Linked DNA regions of Homo sapiens: region 1 is linked to region 2. Evidence: chromatin contacts called from ENCODE Hi-C or POLR2A ChIA-PET data. All regions are on one chromosome and are shown on one strand. The core of a region is the stretch at or near the end of the contact, and the rest is flanking DNA. Distances in the headings are between cores, read along the strand shown.

Region 1 (3,942 bases), core at 866-3,365, 46 kb before region 2:
GTCTCTGATAAAACAACTTTAAACCAACAGAGATCAAAAGAGACAAAGAAGGCCATTACATAATGGTAAAGGGATCAATTCAACAAGAAGAGCTAACCATCCTAAATATATATGCACCCAATACAGGAGCACCCAGATTCATAAAGCAACTCCTTAGAGACCTACAAAGAGACTTAGACTCCCACACAGTAATAATGGGAAACTTTAACATCCCACTGTCAGTATTAGACAGATCAATGAGAAAGAAGGTTAACAAGGATATCCAGGACAACCAAACACCGCATGTTCTCACTCATAGGTGGGAATTGAGCAATGAGATCACTTGGACACAGGAAGTGGAACATTACACACCGGGGCCTGTTGCGGGGTGGGGGGCTGGGGGAGGGATAGCTTTAGGAGAAATACCTAATGTAAATGATGAGTTGATGGGTGCCATAAACCAACATGGCACATGTATACCTATGTGTCAAACCTGCACGTTGTACACATGTACCCTAGAACTTAAAGTATTACAAAAAAAAAAAAAAGAATAAGAGCAACTGTGGATCTCTTCTCTCCTAAAAAGAGCCTATCTCTCTCTGGCATTTGGTTCTTTTAGGTTCTTTGCATCCTCCACTCTCTCTTAAGTTTTAAGAAATATGATTTTGTACTTTTTCTAGCTTGATTTGGTTATTAGGATGACAATTATGGTCTATTTTGCCTTTGTTTGCCCTAACAGGAAGTGAACATTGAACTGGAATTATCGTTGAGGCTCCTTTCTCTTCATCTCTGGCCCTCAATAGTCTAACAATTCTTCTCTTTAACATGAGTCTCACGACTTTTGGAATGAATCCTCATTATATCAGAGTAAGGATTAGAATATTAGCTTGGCCTTACTGGTAGTCTATCTCTAGTCAACCTCTCCCTCCTTCAGTCCCTCTGTCGTGTAATCTAGTCCCTCCATGATTTGGGTTCCTCAACTGCATCACATCTAAATGAGGCAGTCTATAGGCTGGCCCCACCTCTTTTATATAATTTTTTTAAAAAATAATATCCTAATTTTATTCCAGTGATATTGAATGGTTCATATATATTTGGGAGGGTGGAAGAGCCAGGTTGATGTCACATAGCCAAGAAAATGCTCCAAATCCCACTGTAGTGATCTGGTGGAAATATCATGCTTACCACCACTAGACTCTGGACAGCGCATCTTGGGCCTCCAGTATCAACACTGATACCGAATGTTGCTGCTGCAAACTCACTATGGCTGTCCTCACTGCCTCCTATTGCCACAACTGAGTCTGCATAGTATTCATTTATTCATGCAATAAATATTTACTGATTGTCTACTATAGGACAGGCTCTCTTCTAGGGGCGGTGGAAATATGAATAAATAACCAAGACTTCTGCCTTTGTAGAGTATATATTCTACCCAAGCAACCAATTTATCCAGTTTGTCTGAGACTTTCCCAGGTTGTGCACCAAAAGGGTTGCATCCTGTGAAAGCCCTAAGTTCAATAGAAATTTGAAAGAAGAATATTCCAGGCAAAAGAAACAGTGATGAACTTGAGGTGAGTGAGGCCCTGTTATTAGGGGAATATCAAGGACCACAGTGTGGCTATCATGAATTGAGAGAGATTTAGGCAGGTTAATAACATTTCCAAGTCTCTGTTTCTTCATTAATAATTTTGGAAGAAAAACAGACAATCTTTTGCTAGTAACTGGGAAGGATAAAAAAGTCAGTGTATTCAATCACACAAAGGACTTTGAATAGTAAGCATGACTCAAGGATCCCTTTGGCCATCTCAGCAAAGCCAAGAATAGAGATTGGATTTCCCAGGATGGAACTGTGGAGGAACCTCTTGTCTAATGGACTGAATCTCTTGTGACATACTTAGAAGACCCATGATGTTCTTGAGAATGTCATGCCATCAAAAACACTGCGAAGTGGGTATGAAAGGGACAGCAAGGGGACAGAATGAAAGAAGGCTGTCAGACTCCCCACATTTTACAGGCTGATAAACTACTAAGTTGAAAAACTACTAAGACTGATAAACTGGCAGATAAAACTACTAAGCTACAAACGTGTGTTACCCTTCATGAAAAAGGAAGGATGACTCAGCACAGAACAATAAGCCCAAACTGTGGAGTCATTTCTCAGAGGAAATTACGCCAGGGAAATATGTAAGTTGTAAAAGTTTTATTAAAAAATAAAACAAGACTTAAATACAGCCTTGAAGACAGGGAAACACTTTCAACATTAATTAGAATAGATAGATTACATTCTATATTGCAAAGTCTTAAAACTAAAGTTCTCAATTTCAATATCATAATAAAATATACTCTGCCTTATTAAAAACCTTTTATTTCCTTTTCATAGTACACTATGTGATATATATTTGACAAAGTGTAGCAAGATGTCTACTTAATATTCTATTCTTTTTTTTTTTTTGATGGAGTTTCTCTCTTGTTGCCCAAGCTGGAGTGCAATGGCACGATCTCAGCTCACTGCTACCTCTGCCTCCCAGGTTCAAGTGGTTCTCCTGTCTCAGCCTCCCAAGTAGCTAGGATTATAGGCACCTGCCACTACGCCTGGCTAATTTATTGTTAGTAGAGATGGGGTTTCACCATGTTGGCCAGGTGGTCTTGAACTCCTGACCTCAAGTGATCCACCCGCCTCAGCCTCCCAAAGTGCTGGGATGACAGGAGTGAGCCACCACACCCACCCGGACTATTTCTATTTAATAAACAAAGTATTTATTTTTTATTTTATTAAAAGGACAAATACTTTTCAGGTTTCAATGGAACATTGTTTTTCTGCTATCTTTAGTTTAACTGGGTAGAGTATGAGCCTTGCTTGTAGGAATTAATACTTCCTAAAATCTATGAAACGGACTCCAGGACCGAGCAAACTGACAAGATCCACTTTCAATTAATACCTTAGGCTGAATGATTTTAAAGTAGCTTTAAACTGATTCCTAAAAAGCATTCTACAGAAAGAGACATGCTCAAGGTTCCTCAGAGAGAAGCAAGCAAGAAAACTCTAATTTTAAATATAATTTTTGGCAGTTGGGTCTTAAATCAACTGGTTCTCTTTTAGTTATTTTTGGATCTAATAAGCCAACCTAAAAAAACATACTAAATTAATTTAAAGTAATTCATGTTTATAATACAAATGGACATAAATAAACCTAATTTTCTAATACTGGTAATAACAACCAAGGCTGCTTCTCATAATAGAAAAATAAAACCAACATCCTCCCTGTATTAGTCTGTTCTCACGCTGCTATGAAGAAATACCCAAGACTGGGTAATTTAATAAGAAGAGAGGTTTAATTGACTAGCAGTTCTGCAGGGTTGGGGAAACCTCAGGAAATTTACAATCATGGTGGAGGGGGAGGCAAACATGTCCTTCTTCACATCACTGCAGCAAGGAGAAGTGCCGAGCAAAGGTGGGAAAGCCCCCTATAAAACCATCAGATCTTGTGAGAACTCACTATCACGAGAATAGTGTAGAGGTAACCACCCCTTTGATTAAGTTACCTCCCACTAGGCCCCTCCCAAAACACATGGGGATAATGGGAACTCCAATTCAAGATGAGTTTTGGGTGGGGATGCAGCCAAACCATATCACTCCCAAAGAAACTTCTGGAATATGCACCTTGACTCCTCTATAAAAGGAAACCATCTTGATCATTGATAAACTTGGAAAAACCTGAAACAATATGTTATTCCAACCCACAGTATTACCATCCAAAGAGAAGAGGCTGAGGCCTTATACTATACGAAATGTTAACAAGGGAGAGAAGTATAGTGAAAATAAAATAAAAATAAAATAAAAAATCCAAATATACTTTCCAAAGACTAAAATAGTACTTCTCCAAAAGATGGAAAGTATTTCTCTATCTCATGGAAAGGCAGTGGTCCGTGGCATTGGCTACTTTATGAGGTTGAGGAAATAAC
Region 2 (4,340 bases), core at 1,717-4,216:
TGGGAATCCAGAACATTCCAAAGTCATCTTTTCTTTTGTTGAGGGGGAAGGTGGGTTCCCTGCTCATAGGGTGAGGCCCAACCTGGAGAAATCGGGGGACAGACTTTCTGGTTAGGAGTATCTGAACACCACCCCTCAGTTGGTCCTCAAGCCCACCACTCCTGTCACCTACCCAGTGCTTCTTAAGCCTTATTTCTTGCTACCCGGTCCAGTTGATCTTCTGTTTTCATTAAATCAAGAGGACCTGTCCCATGTTACCCCTGGAGTTTCAGCTCTCTACATGTGTACGTTAAAAGTTTAAGTGGACGAAGCCAGTGAGGGAGCCCAGGAACTCGGTTTAAGCCGCACTTTGACAGTCTGTGAATCTGTTTGACAACTTTCTCCCCTCTCTGCCTCTGTGAACGCCTGTGCACCAACGAAATAGCCACCTAGATCCGCTGTGGTCAGCGTCAGGAAAACAGCAAGACCCAGCTATGAATCTGTTGTCTTCGTCCTCCTTTAAATCTCAGCAATATTTCAGAGAGAGAGAGAGGGAGAAAAAAAATACTGTTCAGCTCAAAAATTTCCTCTAAATGATACAAGGAAAACGCCGCCGTTCCGTTTGTACCCTAGATGTGGGCTGCAGGGCTGCCTGGGCTCTGCTAACAAAAGCACAAAGCGTGAATGGCCTGGTGATGGCTGTTTTTTCGCCCATGGACGGAGAGATGAGATCACGATTTTCACGAAGAGAAGAAACCGCCGCTGCCAGGCGGTTGAGGCTGCCGTTTCCCCTCCCCGCGCGGGTCCCGCATTACATCACTGGTGAGCTCTGGCTTGGGGGTGGGTGGGTGAAAACGAGGCTTCGCCAGGGACCCAGCCCCCGGGCGAGGAGGATAAACAGAAACACACTGGTGGGGAGGTCGTGTCGAGGAAGAGAAAGAAGGAAAACTCAGGAACCGGTTTCCTGCCACCACCCCGCGTAGGGGGCGGGGGACTGCTGGGGTAAAAGGCAACATCTTTATAAGCAGCCGCACCCCAAATCTCCTTCCCGAGCGCCTCCAGGCCGCCCTCAACTCCCAATTTCAAGTCCAACAAAAACCGATATCCTAAGCTGCTGGGAAAGCTGCGTTGAGAAGGCCGAGGGGGACTGCAGAGGAGCCCAGGGACGGGGAGGGACCGTGGTGCACGCGCCGGGGGCGGGGGACGGGGAGGCGGGAGGGGGAGGCGGTCGCTGCTGCGCCCCCGCCTGGCCCAGCCAGCGGTGCCTCCCCCGCCAGGCGACAGCAGTCAGAGGGGGGAGGCAGAAGCGCCTCCTCCCCGCCCGGAGCCCAGGCGGCGGTGCAGGGGGAGGAAGGCACCTCACCTTGCCCCCGATGAGGGGCGGATCATGCCATGGCAGCGCCGGCGAGCGACAGCGGCGGCAGCCAGCAGAGCCCAAGCAGCAGCCCCGGGAGCCGGGAGGGAGCTGGGGTCGCCGCGAAGGGAGCCCCGGACTGCGGAGACGCAGGAGCCCGGGACGCAGCGGAGACGGTCTCCGGCCTCCCTCCGCTTGAGGACTACGAGTGCAAAATCTGCTACAACTACTTCGACGCGGACCGGCGCGCGCCCAAGCTGCTGGCGTGCTTGCACACCTTCTGCCAGGAGTGCCTGAGCCAGCTGCAGCTCCGCGCCGCCGCCGCCGCCGCCGCTGCCGCCGCGCCTGAGCGCCCGCCGCGCCCGCCGCCCTGGCTCTGCCCGCCCGGCGCCATCGCGTGCCCGGTGTGCCGCCACCGCACGCCGCTGCCCGACAGCCGCGTGCACGGCCTGCCCAACAACACCAAGCTAGCCGAGGCCTTCCCGCTGGCTTTGCGCGCAGCGCACGACCCGCTGCCCCAGGACCGCCTCCCGCCGCTGCCCGCGCGCCTGCCCGCGCCCGCTGCTGCCCCGCCGCCCACCCCGGCCCCGCCACCGCCGCCCTCCCCCGCCCCACCGCAGCCGCCGCCGCCGCCGCCTGCCGAGGACGCGGCCCCCGGGCCTCGAGCCCGCCCCGGCCTGCGCGCCCCGGGCGCCTACGACAGCTGCCAGAACTGCAAGCGCGCGGCGCTCACCGCTGGCTGCGTGTGCGTGGTCTTCTCCTTCCTCTCCATGGTGGTGCTGCTCTTCACCGGCCTCATCTTCGTCAACCACTACGGCGGCGGGGGAACCCCCGGAGGCGGGGCGCCCCCTGGCGAGGCACCGGCCACCGGGTCGCCCTCGCCCTCGCCCGTGGGGCCCATCTGCCTGTCGGTGGCCAGCATCCTGGCACTCTTCTCGGTCGTTGTCACCTGGGTCATCTGCTGGCTCAAGTATCGGCCCGAGGGTGCGGCCGCGGGCTCGACGGGGGGCAGCGGCGGCGGCGGCGGCCCGAGGGCACGGGCTGCGGCGGGCGGCGCGCGGAGGAGCGACACATAGCCGGGCCACGCCGCGGAACCGGCGCCTGCACCTCCAGCCCCGCGTGGCGGGAGAAGAGGGGGCCTCTGGCTCGGTGCGCTCGAGCTTCTGCACCCTCTCCCTGCTGCCCCCGGGCTCTCCTGGACTCACACTCTCTCCCAACTCGGCCACTGAGGAGCCTCGGTTTTCTGTCCCTCGGGCTTCTGTCGCCCCTCGCCCTTCGCGCTGGGCCAGAGAGGGAAACTGAACAGGAAGGGATGTTGGTGGGGGGGGGGGGTCTCTTTTGCCTGGACTGTGCAAAATTGACCTCCGCGTTATGCACCACCCTCGTCCTCGTCAGAATGTGCGGCCATCCCTCCCTAGAGCACAAAGATCTGCAGAGACGAAGCAAGGGGAGGGGGAGCCCCACCGCCCCGCCTGAAAGCTGGTTTTCTGGCCGCCAGGACTTGAGAGTTTCTTTAAAGGTGCAGCTGCGCGCGTGCACACGTGCATCTGTGGCGGCTGTGAATGGACTTGAATTGCCCGGAGGAAGAATGAATGGGATGTAAACGTGAGAGGAAAAGGATTTCCTGCTTCCTAGCGGTCCTGGAAAGGGAGAGATCCTGAGCGCTGAGAGTGACGGACACTCCCCGCCGGCACAGCGCGGGCGTGCCCGGAGCTCAGGCAGCAGCTGGGCGCGATGGGGCAGGTGCACGGCGCGCGTGCGCGATCGGAGCCGACTCGGAGTGGCCGAGGCTGCGGCGCGCCCAGGGCGGTGGGCCCTGTTGCCCATGGCCGGGTGTTGTCTGGAGCAGAGCCTAGAAGTCTCATCTCCTGGAAGCTTGTGGTTGTTTTATTCACGGTGTTACTGCCAGGAAGTCTTCTGTAACTAGACTCAGGGAGCTTAAAGAGCCTGTTCTCCCTTCTCTCAAAAGTGGCTTACGGTTGCCCCCACCTGGAAGATATTGAAAGCTATTCACACAGAATATAAACTAGATTTTCTCCTTCCCCTCGCCTTTTTTTCTTAATTTCATTTAACATATAATTTATTTTTGAATATATAAATCTGGAAATTTTTGTGCATTAAGATTTCCAGAAAATTGTTTGATAAGCAGTGACATTATTCCCATACCTCGAGTCCAAATACATTTCGAAATTAGGAGCAGAAAATAAAAGCCTGTTGGTAATTGATTCAATATTTTATACTGTGAAATAACTAATGACTTTTAATTATCTGATAAAATATAAACTAGTGCCCAAACATGAAATCAACTAACTGAAGGTCTTTCTGCCTTTGGCTACAAAAGATATATATCGTATACACTTATTAGAAAGTATTATATGATTTTGAATTTAGCTGTTTGATATTGTTGGAATTACTGAAATGTTCACATACAGTCACATGAGATGAAAAAGAATATATATCTATCTGATTTTGTAACTACAAAGATGAATTGCCAGTATATGTTGCAAGTGGGTTAGATGCCTTTTTTTTTAAGAAGGAAAACTGTTCCAAATGTATTTTATATGAAAACATTCTTTATTCCATCTTTTGAAATTTGGAATAAGACAAAGTTTTCATGCTTAAAAATCACAGAATCTACTGAAGGTATGCTATTATTCCTCGAGTATTTATGCAAGCTGTCTGCATGATATCCTGACACTATTCTATTAATTGAACTTGAATCGAGCATTTGTATCTATCATAGGAGTGAAGTAATTTATTGGCCATTGATAAGTGGTTTGGCTGCAATGTAGAAACTACAGTATGAAGTGTTTTATGTCTGCATTGTCTTAATAATAAAAACAAGAGGTATTTATAGAAATATCTATTTTCATGACATTAATTTCATGGTAAAATTGCTCCATTATTTGTGTGGCACTTCTCTTCCTTAAATACATGTCCCCTTCTAAATCCAAATTTCACATTTTTAAATGGGGCTGAGAGAGAAATAACTCACACATGGAAATGT

Evidence for each region. A loop is a pair of places that touch in the nucleus more often than their neighbours do. ChIA-PET counts read pairs that join two places held with the same protein, here RNA polymerase II (POLR2A). Pooled maps may share reads with other maps.
Region 1: a loop to region 2 is called in a map of endothelial cell of umbilical vein, with 4 times the contacts of the local background. The contact joins the enhancer-like site here to the promoter of CT75 in region 2. A Hi-C loop is called at or near these places in 1 of 168 maps with a recorded cell type or tissue (endothelial cell of umbilical vein) and 3 of 50 pooled maps. POLR2A ChIA-PET finds 5 or more read pairs at or near these places in 2 of 52 experiments (HepG2 and MCF 10A).

Annotation. Positions count from the first base shown.
Region 1 is chr2:222,362,589-222,366,530 of GRCh38, reverse strand. No RefSeq gene overlaps it. Among named protein-coding and RNA genes, the nearest start is that of RNF228, 44 kb to the right of the region's middle. Within about 2 kb of position 2,115, at least 3 of the 41 ENCODE cell types and tissues checked have a DNase peak (open chromatin) inside an H3K27ac peak, as active enhancers do; they include endothelial cell of umbilical vein, where a contact is called at or near this core.
Region 2 is chr2:222,317,097-222,321,436 of GRCh38, reverse strand. It overlaps CT75 (cancer/testis associated transcript 75), which reads right to left and starts at 2,966. Exons shown (of 4, transcript NR_136642.1): 1 at 2,067-2,966. It overlaps RNF228 (ring finger protein 228), which reads left to right and starts at 1,282. Exons shown (of 1, transcript NM_001395871.1): 1 at 1,282-4,340. The coding sequence starts at 1,372. The coding sequence ends at 2,409. RefSeq lists silencers at 1,102-1,411, 2,052-2,381 and enhancers at 2,852-2,901, 2,678-3,273.